Regions from separate parts of the Homo sapiens genome. Here region 2 is linked to region 1. Evidence: chromatin loops called from intact Hi-C (ENCODE). Cell type or tissue: ovary. All regions are shown on one strand.

Region 1 (5,000 bases):
GATGCACAGGAAAAATGCTATAGGTAAAAGTTCTTAAATCTTATGGATGATTATTCAATTTCTTGCCACATTTTAGAATCAGAAAGCTAATTAATATTAGAGGGAATAATGAGATAATATAGAAATCTGATCCATATATACTATATAAACATGAAATTTATTAAAATTTTGAAGATACCTTTGTTTCCTCCACATAAAAAATGTTTGAGTTACATATAAACAGATATGCAAAACCAGTGACATAAATTATGGTATAAATATTCAGCCCCTAAAATCTAGCCTCAAAAGATGTATTTAAGGCAAATATCTTTTAAAACATCTTTTGATTGGAATTATTTTGAGTCTGTGTCTCACTTCCTCCCTGCTGGCTCTCTGTATTTGCACTTTGTAAAGAGAAAATTAATAATTTCTAGAAATATTCTAAATTTCAGAAGATATCTTTTTGGATATTTATATTACTCCATGTATTAATAATATTTTAGTAAATATCCATATTTGAATAAAGAACTTGTCCCAATAAAATAATTCTTTAGCTTTTGTTGAAAAAAGTTGAGATATCTTTGTGTGTGGATTTTATGCCAGAGATTGGTCAAAAAGAATCAAATTCATGGATTAGAATAAAGAGAAACCATTTTTTAATATAGAGCCCTAACCCTTAATTTTAGTAACTGAAAGAAGTGCAAGTGCTAGTAAACTCATGATTATTCCTTGATAAATATTAATAACTGAAGTGAAGGCAGAAATTTTAAAAACTCATTTAAAAAATCAAATTTAGAGTAATTTACTATAGACATATAAGACAGACCCTAGTTAATTAGTTCACTAATTCATTTTTACAAATACTTGTTGGTAGAATTTTGCTCCTTGTCTTTTACCTTTAAGCACACCTTTATTTACCTACTCTGTGTATATATTAAAATACTGATGGTCCCCAACTTACGGTGGCTTTACTTAGGAATTTTCAGCTTTATGTTGGATTTATCGGGGTACTGTGTGTTTTTAACCTCCCACGGGTTTATTGGGACATAACCCCATCGTGAGTCAAGGAGCATCTGTAAAATGTGTAAATCTATTCACTGTAAGATTACTTAAGTTTTAAAATCCTGAGGTACAATATTTCATAAATAAAAATTTTGTATTTCATAGAATGACATAAGCATATTCAGAACCAGGCAAAGATTAGGCTATATACTGTGATTTCTGAAAATTACTATTTTGTCCACTATACATAATCATTTATAAGTTGAATAATTTCTAAAATGCATATGCTTTATACTTTTCAGTGAAGTATTTATAAAGATATTTGTTTTAATATGTACTTCTTTTTATAGGACTGGAAGGAAAAGTATATAAACCGTGATTATTCAAAGATTTTCACTGAAAATATAGTTGAACAGGTTTGTATTAATGATTACAAAGTATAGAAAATTTTGCTGTTATTTTCCAGAAGAAATATTATTAATACTACTTTCACAGAAGATGTGAAAGTGGAGAAACTACCTTTTAGGTAAAATTTATTTGATTCAATTACTGATTAAATAGCATTAAGGAACATACAGTTGTAAAATGTAGAACATAGAAATTAACATTTTAAAAGCATGCCTTTTTAAAAAGCATGCTCCTATGTGTCATAGCTTTCTGAAACCACTAAAAATAGAAACTGTTGACAGATCTCTGATGTAGAACTCTTGCAGTGAAAGCTTATCTTTGGAAGAAACTGGGCTGTCTTTCTGGAAGAGTCTTTTCTCAGAGACATCTTTGAAACATGAATTCTCTTTTAGCTTAGTGTTCAAAACTATTGTTAATACCTAATTTTTGAGAATGTAAGATGTCATCAATTCTGAGGTGCACCATTATTTATGTACCATGAGAAAAAAAATACTGTCAATAAACCATGACAGAAAACTATGTTTCCTAGTCATACAGGATTTTTTATTTTACACATATTAAAATAACTATTTTAGACTATTAAGACACAGAAGTTATTATGTCTTCTAACGATGATGCATATTTTATAGCCCTGTCCAGATGTCTTTTGGTTCCCCATATTTTCTGAAAAAGCCTGTGATGAATTGGTAGAAGAAATGGAACATTACGGCAAATGGTCTGGGGGAAAACATCATGTAAGTTGTAATTTCACACTAAGAACTAAAATGTATGTGGGGGTTAAGTAGATACTCAGAGAATTCGGAGGGGTTATATACTTTTTCTCATATGTCTCTGAGTTCTAGACTTAGATAAATTGGCTAGCCAAGGCTCTGATTTCAGTCTACTTCTCCCACCAACCAATTTTTTTAACACTTAAGTAATTTCATTAGTTTGGGCGGGTTTCTCATTTATGCATGTAATTACACTGGATGTTCCCTAAGGGTCGATGTCCTCAGGCCAGAGTTTGTTAGGTAACACATGTCTTTACAGAGTGATGTCACTCTTTTCCAAGGCCACTTTTTATTCCTTGCGTTTTCACAGTGAGCTGTGGTGAAAATTCTAAGGCAAATGTTATCTGGCTCTGAAAACTGTTTTTGTGTGTAAAGATAGGAAGGAGGGATCTGAGTGCCTTAGGTGTAATTCAGTTTTGCATTTGCATTCAGTGTCAAAGACTTGGCAGGAAATACTACTGCCAGTGGTTAGATGTGTTTCTTTCCCTCTGAGAACAGACATGCCATTTTAGCAGAATACTCTGGAATATTACTGCCTCTGCACGGTTATGTCCCCCAGGTAATGAGCTGATAAGGGAGAGGGAAGCTTAAAGTATAAGGAAGAACTTAAGTTAGTGGGTGATGAAATAATGAAAAGCAATCATTCAAAAACTTTTGAGTGTTACAAATAGAAGTGAGGAAGGGCGGGGAAAGCTTGTTTTTAGTGTTTGGTAATACAGACAGCAGATATGCTAAGTGTATGCTCATCAAGCAGCTGAGACTGCCTAAAGGGTCACTGTAAAAAAAGACTCATTTTTAAGAAAGGATGTGAGGGCTTAGGAAGTCAATTTTATTTACTTTATAGCTAAACTTCACATATACATTTAAGAAGTAGGAAAGGAGTCTACTGACCTTACATTACTTTGTTTCGTCATTGTATCATTGACAAAGCTGTTACCTAAGTTATTTTGATAATTTTACAGTTAAAGCAGATGATATACCACATTGGAACAACTGTTATTTTTATTGTCTATTATGATCTGTGGTTGAAAAAAAATACTATAATATAAATGGGAATTGCACGTGGAGTACAGCTTATTATGTCATTAATGTTGTTTCTAGGATAGCCGTATATCTGGTGGTTATGAAAATGTCCCAACTGATGATATCCACATGAAGCAAGTTGATCTGGAGAATGTATGGCTTCATTTTATCCGGGAGTTCATTGCACCAGTTACACTGAAGGTCTTTGCAGGCTATTATACGAAGGTAGTTATCCTCTCACCCCTCCAGCCTATTTCTTACCCATTTTTACACAGGTGTTCTTTTTAATGTTTTTATTAATAAGCAAATCCACTGGCTTACTTTGCTTTTTCAGGGATTTGCACTACTGAATTTTGTAGTAAAATACTCCCCTGAACGACAGCGTTCTCTTCGTCCTCATCATGATGCTTCTACATTTACCATAAACATTGCACTTAATAACGTGGGAGAAGACTTTCAGGTAATTATGACTCTTGTGTTTTTAGATTTTTCAAAAGAAATATATCATTATGAAAAGGACTTTGCCTTAGGCCTTAGTTTCTTTTTTAAATTTTGCTCAAATGACATAATTTGAATTTTGCCACTGGTTAAATATAATCTGATGTATTTCTTCATTTTAACTTTTTTAGGGAGGTGGTTGCAAATTTCTAAGGTACAATTGCTCTATTGAGTCACCACGAAAAGGCTGGAGCTTCATGCATCCTGGGAGACTCACACATTTGCATGAAGGACTTCCTGTTAAAAATGGAACAAGATACATTGCAGTGTCATTTATAGATCCCTAAGTTATTTACTTTTCATTGAATTGAAATTTATTTTGGATGAATGACTGGCATGAACACGTCTTTGAAGTTGTGGCTGAGAAGATGAGAGGAATATTTAAATAACATCAACAGAACAACTTCACTTTGGGCCAAACATTTGAAAAACTTTTTATAAAAAATTGTTTGATATTTCTTAATGTCTGCTCTGAGCCTTAAAACACAGATTGAAGAAGAAAAGAAAGAAAAAACTTAAATATTTATTTCTATGCTTTGTTGCCTCTGAGAATAATGACAATTTATGAATTTGTGTTTCAAATTGATAAAATATTTAGGTACAAATAACAAGACTAATAATATTTTCTTATTTAAAAAAAGCATGGGAAGATTTTTATTTATCAAAATATAGAGGAAATGTAGACAAAATGGATATAAATGAAAATTACCATGTTGTAAAACCTTGAAAATCAGATTCTAACTGGATTTGTATGCAACTAAGTATTTTTCTGAACACCTATGCAGGTCTTATTTACAGTAGTTACTAAGGGAACACACAAAGAATTACACAACGTTTTCCTCAAGAAAATGGTACAAAACACAACCGAGGAGCGTATACAGTTGAAAACATTTTTGTTTTGATTGGAAGGCAGATTATTTTATATTAGTATTAAAAATCAAACCCTATGTTTCTTTCAGATGAATCTTCCAAAGTGGATTATATTAAGCAGGTATTAGATTTAGGAAAACCTTTCCATTTCTTAAAGTATTATCAAGTGTCAAGATCAGCAAGTGTCCTTAAGTCAAACAGGTTTTTTTTGTTGTTGTTTTTGCTTTGTTTCCTTTTTTAGAAAGTTCTAGAAAATAGGAAAACGAAAAATTTCATTGAGATGAGTAGTGCATTTAATTATTTTTTAAAAAACTTTTTAAGTACTTGAATTTTATATCAGGAAAACAAAGTTGTTGAGCCTTGCTTCTTCCGTTTTGCCCTTTGTCTCGCTCCTTATTCTTTTTTTGGGGGGAGGGTTATTTGCTTTTTTATCTTCCTGGCATAATTTCC
Region 2 (5,000 bases), 76 kb before region 1:
CCAGGTATTAAGCCCAGTACTCAGTAGTTATCTTCTTTGCTCCTCTGTCTCCTCTCACTGTCACCCTTAAGTTGAGCCCAGTATCTGTTGTTCCTTTCTTTGTGTTTATGAGTTCTCATCATTTAGCTTCCACATATAAGTGAGAATATTCGGTATTTGGATTTCTGTTCCTGTGTTAGTTTGCTAAGGATAATAGCCTCCAGCTCCATCCATGTTCTCGCAAAAAACATGATCTCATTTTTTTTTTAATGGCTACGTAGAAGTTAAAACGAAGTTTTATGGTATGTGCTACTTAAAAATTGGGGACCCTTTTCTAACTTGTTACATAAATAGTCATCAGAATACCTAGATTCAACTTTTGGATTCATTAATTATCTTTAAAATATGATTGCATTTAGTGAACTGAAAACATGGCAAATAAAAACGAAATCAGTTTGTGGGAGCAAAGTATTTATGTGCATACGTATATGTGTATATGTGTATGTACACATTTGTGTTTACTAGCCATGGAGGTTATTGTTGAGCCTTAAGAAAGGAATAGAAAGTATGAATACATTTTAATCTGGACTTCTTTGATATCTTGCTAGGTCATTGTCACAGCAGCATTTGTTCTACATGTGTTTGCATCTTTAGAATGGAGCATATCTAGTGAGTGGTACACTCTGAGACTTAATCCTTGGAGAAGATGGTGGTGTGCACTGCTTTTTTTTCTGGCTATTTTTCCTACTGTTTCCAGGTGGATTTTATGTAAATTGAAGGAAGCAGTTCAAGCAGAACAACTGGAAGGGAAAGAGTGTGACTTAATTTTAAAAACATATATAGTTACTTATACAGTTGTTTTTTACGTGTAAGATTAGCAAATATTAACAGAAGTATTTAGCCTGGGTGTTGGTTTTGGAAATTAACTGTTATTTATTGAATAAGCAAATAAATACCAGTAGCTGAGTCTTTTGTACAGTATATTAGGTTGAAGAAAAATTTGGTTTATTAAAATGATAAACTTTTATCTTATTAATATCACTTGATATTTTATGTTCCTCAAGCATAAACATATTTTTTTAAAAAATGAAGTATTACATTTTAAACAGCAAGTAAATATCCTAAAAAACCGGGCTCCTTCTCACTGAATGGCTGTGTTACACCAGTACTGTCAGCTCCATGGGTTATGGCAGAGTGGATAAGTGAGATTTTTTTTTCATGTTGAGATAAAAGATAAACTAAGAAGTCTACTTTTGAACCATAGACACAAACTTAAAAAATAACTATAATTGATAATTATATCTGATTTTCTATAACCAGATTTAAATTCTTTATTGATGCAAGACATGAATTTTTCTTAATAATTCTCAGAATATCCCACACTTAAATTAGTTTAAAAGCATATTTGGTTTGTAGAAACTTCTTTCGAAAAAGAGTCCTATTCAGTTTGAAGAGGTGATGGGAGTGAGAGGGTCAGTGAAATAGAGGAAGGGAAGTTGCTTTTAAGTGTGGTACAAAATTACAAAATATGTGACTTGAATGAGTTCACAATTAATTCAGAAAAATCTGAACTAGAAGCCACTGCTGAGTGCTGGCAAGGGAAATTATGCTTATGTAAAATGTGACACTGAATTCTTCCCTGAACAGAAATTTGGTTTGGGTAGTTTCATCCTTGGGATTTATTTCTGTGGATTATGCTTATTGTGGTTGTAGCATTTCATATTAACCGTAACAAATGGAATATCCCAGCCATTCTTTGCATGCTATGACTTTCAGCCTATGGTCCAGTGTGCATGGACCCTCTTGCAACATATACACTGAGACAGTGTATAGTGCTGAATTTGTTTTTTATTTGGTTTCAGGAAGTCAGCTGGTTACTTCAGTAATCAGCAGAGATTCAGAAATATAGATGTTGTAATATTATGCAACCATGGATGTGTTTTATATCACTTGGTATTTCTGATAAATTGAGGTACAAGTCTGTTGTGCTTTGAATTATTGGAGAGTTGTGTTATTTCCTCTTTTATTATGATTAAGTGTATTACAAAGAATTTGAGGATGATGTTTTTAAAATACTAGGGTAAATGCAGAAACAGTACAGAGGAGTGTTTGCTTTCTTGATATAGCCAGAGGGCGCTCACTATACAAGGAGACTAGAGACCTCTAACTTTGAACTTCAAAACTTTGAAGTCATTTTTTTCTCATTCCTCTGATTTATTCTTCGTATTTAGGTATAGTGCTTTGCTCATTATTTTGTCTCTGTCTTTTTTTGTTTGTTTCATCTGTAGTGAAAAGTGTGTGTGTGTGTGTGTGTGTGTGTGTGTGCGTGCCTGCCTGCCTGCCTGCCTGTATAAATAATTAGATATCTATTAGATATTTGAAACGGGTAAAGATTATTTTTAACATGATCTTAATATTGTTATTGCATTCAACAGTGATTCCTTAATGTTATTTAATACCTATCCAAATTCACCTTTGCCTCTTTTTCTCAAGTATGTCTTTTTATAGTTGGTTTGTTTGATCCGGATCCATAAATTTATCTTCCTAAACACCTTCCAAGCTGTCACTTACCTTAGTCTACACTGCAGGACTCTGGTAGCTTCAGGGTCAAATCTAGCCTAAATATTGTTTTTCAAAAGCCTCAAATTAAGTTCTATGTTTCAGGAAATTTTACTTAAAAATCAGAATCTTTCTTGTTTTGGAGGAGAAAAAAGGAAAAGAAGGCCTGGAAACCCTGGGTTTTCCTTCCCGTATGGCAACAACAGCTGGCTGACTCTGAGAAGTCCTCTCCTTGGATGGGGTGCTTGTGCACTCCAGTCACCATAGCAGGTGCCTGGCCTCTTCACTGATGTGTTTGCAGCCCCCTCTCTGTATACATCACTGAATTAGATAATTATCATTGTTTCTGAAATTATTTTTCTTGTCTCATCTTTCTTAAGTCCAGTGACTCTTCGCATGCTATGACTTTCAGCCTATGGTCCAGTGGTTTTGTCCCCCCTGGAATATTTGGTAACGTCTAGAGACATTTTGTTTTGAGCAGTGGGTGCTACTTGCATCCTGTCGGTTGAGTCCAGGGACCCTGCTAAAGTGTCCTGCATTACACAGCATGACCCCATCACTCTCTCCCAGCCCCACCCCAAGAAAGAATTATCTGGCCCCAAATGTCAATAGTGCTGAAGTTGGGAAACTCTGCTACAGTCTGATGGCACACTTCTAATTTCACTGCCCCGCTTCTAGTGTCTTCTCTATTTCCAAATGTATTTATTATCATTTCCCAATTTGCACTCTGTTCATACTGGATTCCTCACTATCCAGTCAAGAGATCATGCTTTTACACATCTTTTGGAGGAGGGGGGATTATATTTCCAGGTTCCTTGACTGTGAAAATACTGTCTGTCATTTTTTAAGGCCTGAACATAGATATATTAAGTCTTATATTCTAGTGATTTTTTTGTAGATTTTTATTGTTCCTTCAATGTTGAACTCCTACAGTATTCTCTGCAAATATATAATCTGTGATTTAAATTAGTATTTAGTATGTTATTCTCAGTCTTTTCATATGAACTAACTTTACATTCTTAGTTGGATTTTAACCTGCAAGAGGATAGAGATCGTATCTCTTGAATTGCTGTGCCTTAGAACTCCCAACCTCGGAAGCTTCTCTGCCTATAGGCCTTACAGAGGGATAGTCCATTAACCCATGGCTTGCCCTAGTCACAACTAACAAGATAAGCAGGAACCCTATGTTGGTCAGGGTTCTATTCAAACGAAGAACCCATTTTAGATATCTTGAGCAAAAACAGATTTAACAAAAGTAATTACAAGCTTATACAATTACTGGAAAGCCTGGAAGAATGGGCTTTAGCAAAACTTTCAGCAGTGACTTCTAGAATAGCAGAAATAGCTGACCAAACTAGGAGGCTACTACCTCTGTCCCAGCGGGGAATCAGGAGCCCACCATTGGAAGTATTGAATTCAGAAATAGGCTTCCATAAATGTAACCCAGGGATGGAGAAGCTGTCTCTGTTGATTCCTTATGCCCATGAGGCAGTGACTATACCAACAATGCAGAATTCAGCCACAGCCTTTGCTGCTGTCCATATGTCTGTCTGTCTCTCTGCCTCTCTCTCTCTTTCTCTCCCTCTCCGTCCACCCGCCCTCCTCCCCAGTTCCCACAAAGTGTGAGATTGACCCTAGAACACTGGTGTAGGGTAAACCGTATCCTTCTGACCATGCTTACCAATGGAAATGGCCAAAAGTGATAGGGATAGGACCATCTGTTTTTCAAATCTCACAGGAATACATCTTAGAGGAGGGGTATAATTTACATCCAAATGTTTAGCTCCAAAGAACTTGGAGAAATGCACCTTTAATATTTGATTTTCTCATGACTTTTTCAGTAATTGTTCTTCCTGAAGCTTGGCAAAGCATTAAATTATTTTAAATTTTTATGGATGTTTTTGACAATAGGGACCCAAGTAAGGGCTTAGCATTACATGAAATACATGCTTTTTAACGTGGAGCTCTATTATAAAGTTCTAAGCATGTTGAATACTTTGTCAGCTTTTAAGAAGACCAATTTCTAATAAAGTCATGGGAAAAAAAGAAACTTATGAAATAGAGGCAACTAAGTAATAGAAATTTATGTCCCCTCACCATCCTTATTGTTTTGAGGCCAGTGGATTGTAACTTTTATGGAAGAGACGGCATGGTACAACTTAATCCTAATTACAATTTTATGATATTTGTTTGACTTATTCATTCATTTCTTATTTACTAGTGCTCTTATTTTATACAGCACCCTATAACTTTCAGTAAATTCTTAGCTGACTAGTGTCACTTTTCTGAGATAAAAGTGGGGCTTACTCACAGCTTCTGGATTTTGATAATGTCAGTAATAAAATTCTGGCTCATTAAGGAAGGAAGGATTTAATTTGACTCAGCCTTTTAAAAATTCATGATAACAAAAGTACAAAAGAAAACTTTGTGGACTACCATAACTGTACTTTCTAATTGTAAAT

The links. Peaks named below come from ENCODE experiments on the same cell type or tissue, not always from the same donor. Only the 100,000 strongest peaks of a DNase experiment are listed, where the experiment ranks them.
Region 2: a loop joins it to region 1, with 6 times the contacts of the local background. A loop is called at or near these places in 7 of 110 quality-filtered maps.

What each region holds. Positions count from the first base shown.
Region 1 is chr3:146,069,684-146,074,683 of GRCh38, reverse strand. It overlaps PLOD2 (procollagen-lysine,2-oxoglutarate 5-dioxygenase 2), which reads left to right. Exons shown (of 20, transcript NM_182943.3): 16 at 1,332-1,397; 17 at 2,019-2,123; 18 at 3,261-3,407; 19 at 3,517-3,642; 20 at 3,812-5,000. The coding sequence ends at 3,967. Among named protein-coding and RNA genes, the nearest start is that of LNCSRLR, 3.0 kb to the right of the region's middle. In ovary, no CTCF peak of the experiment used is centred here; no DNase peak of the experiment used is centred here.
Region 2 is chr3:146,145,643-146,150,642 of GRCh38, reverse strand. The region is part of intron 1 of PLOD2 (procollagen-lysine,2-oxoglutarate 5-dioxygenase 2); the gene reads left to right. Among named protein-coding and RNA genes, the nearest start is that of PLOD2, 13 kb to the left of the region's middle. In ovary, a CTCF peak has its summit at 2,115; no DNase peak of the experiment used is centred here; H3K27ac peaks cover 882 bases.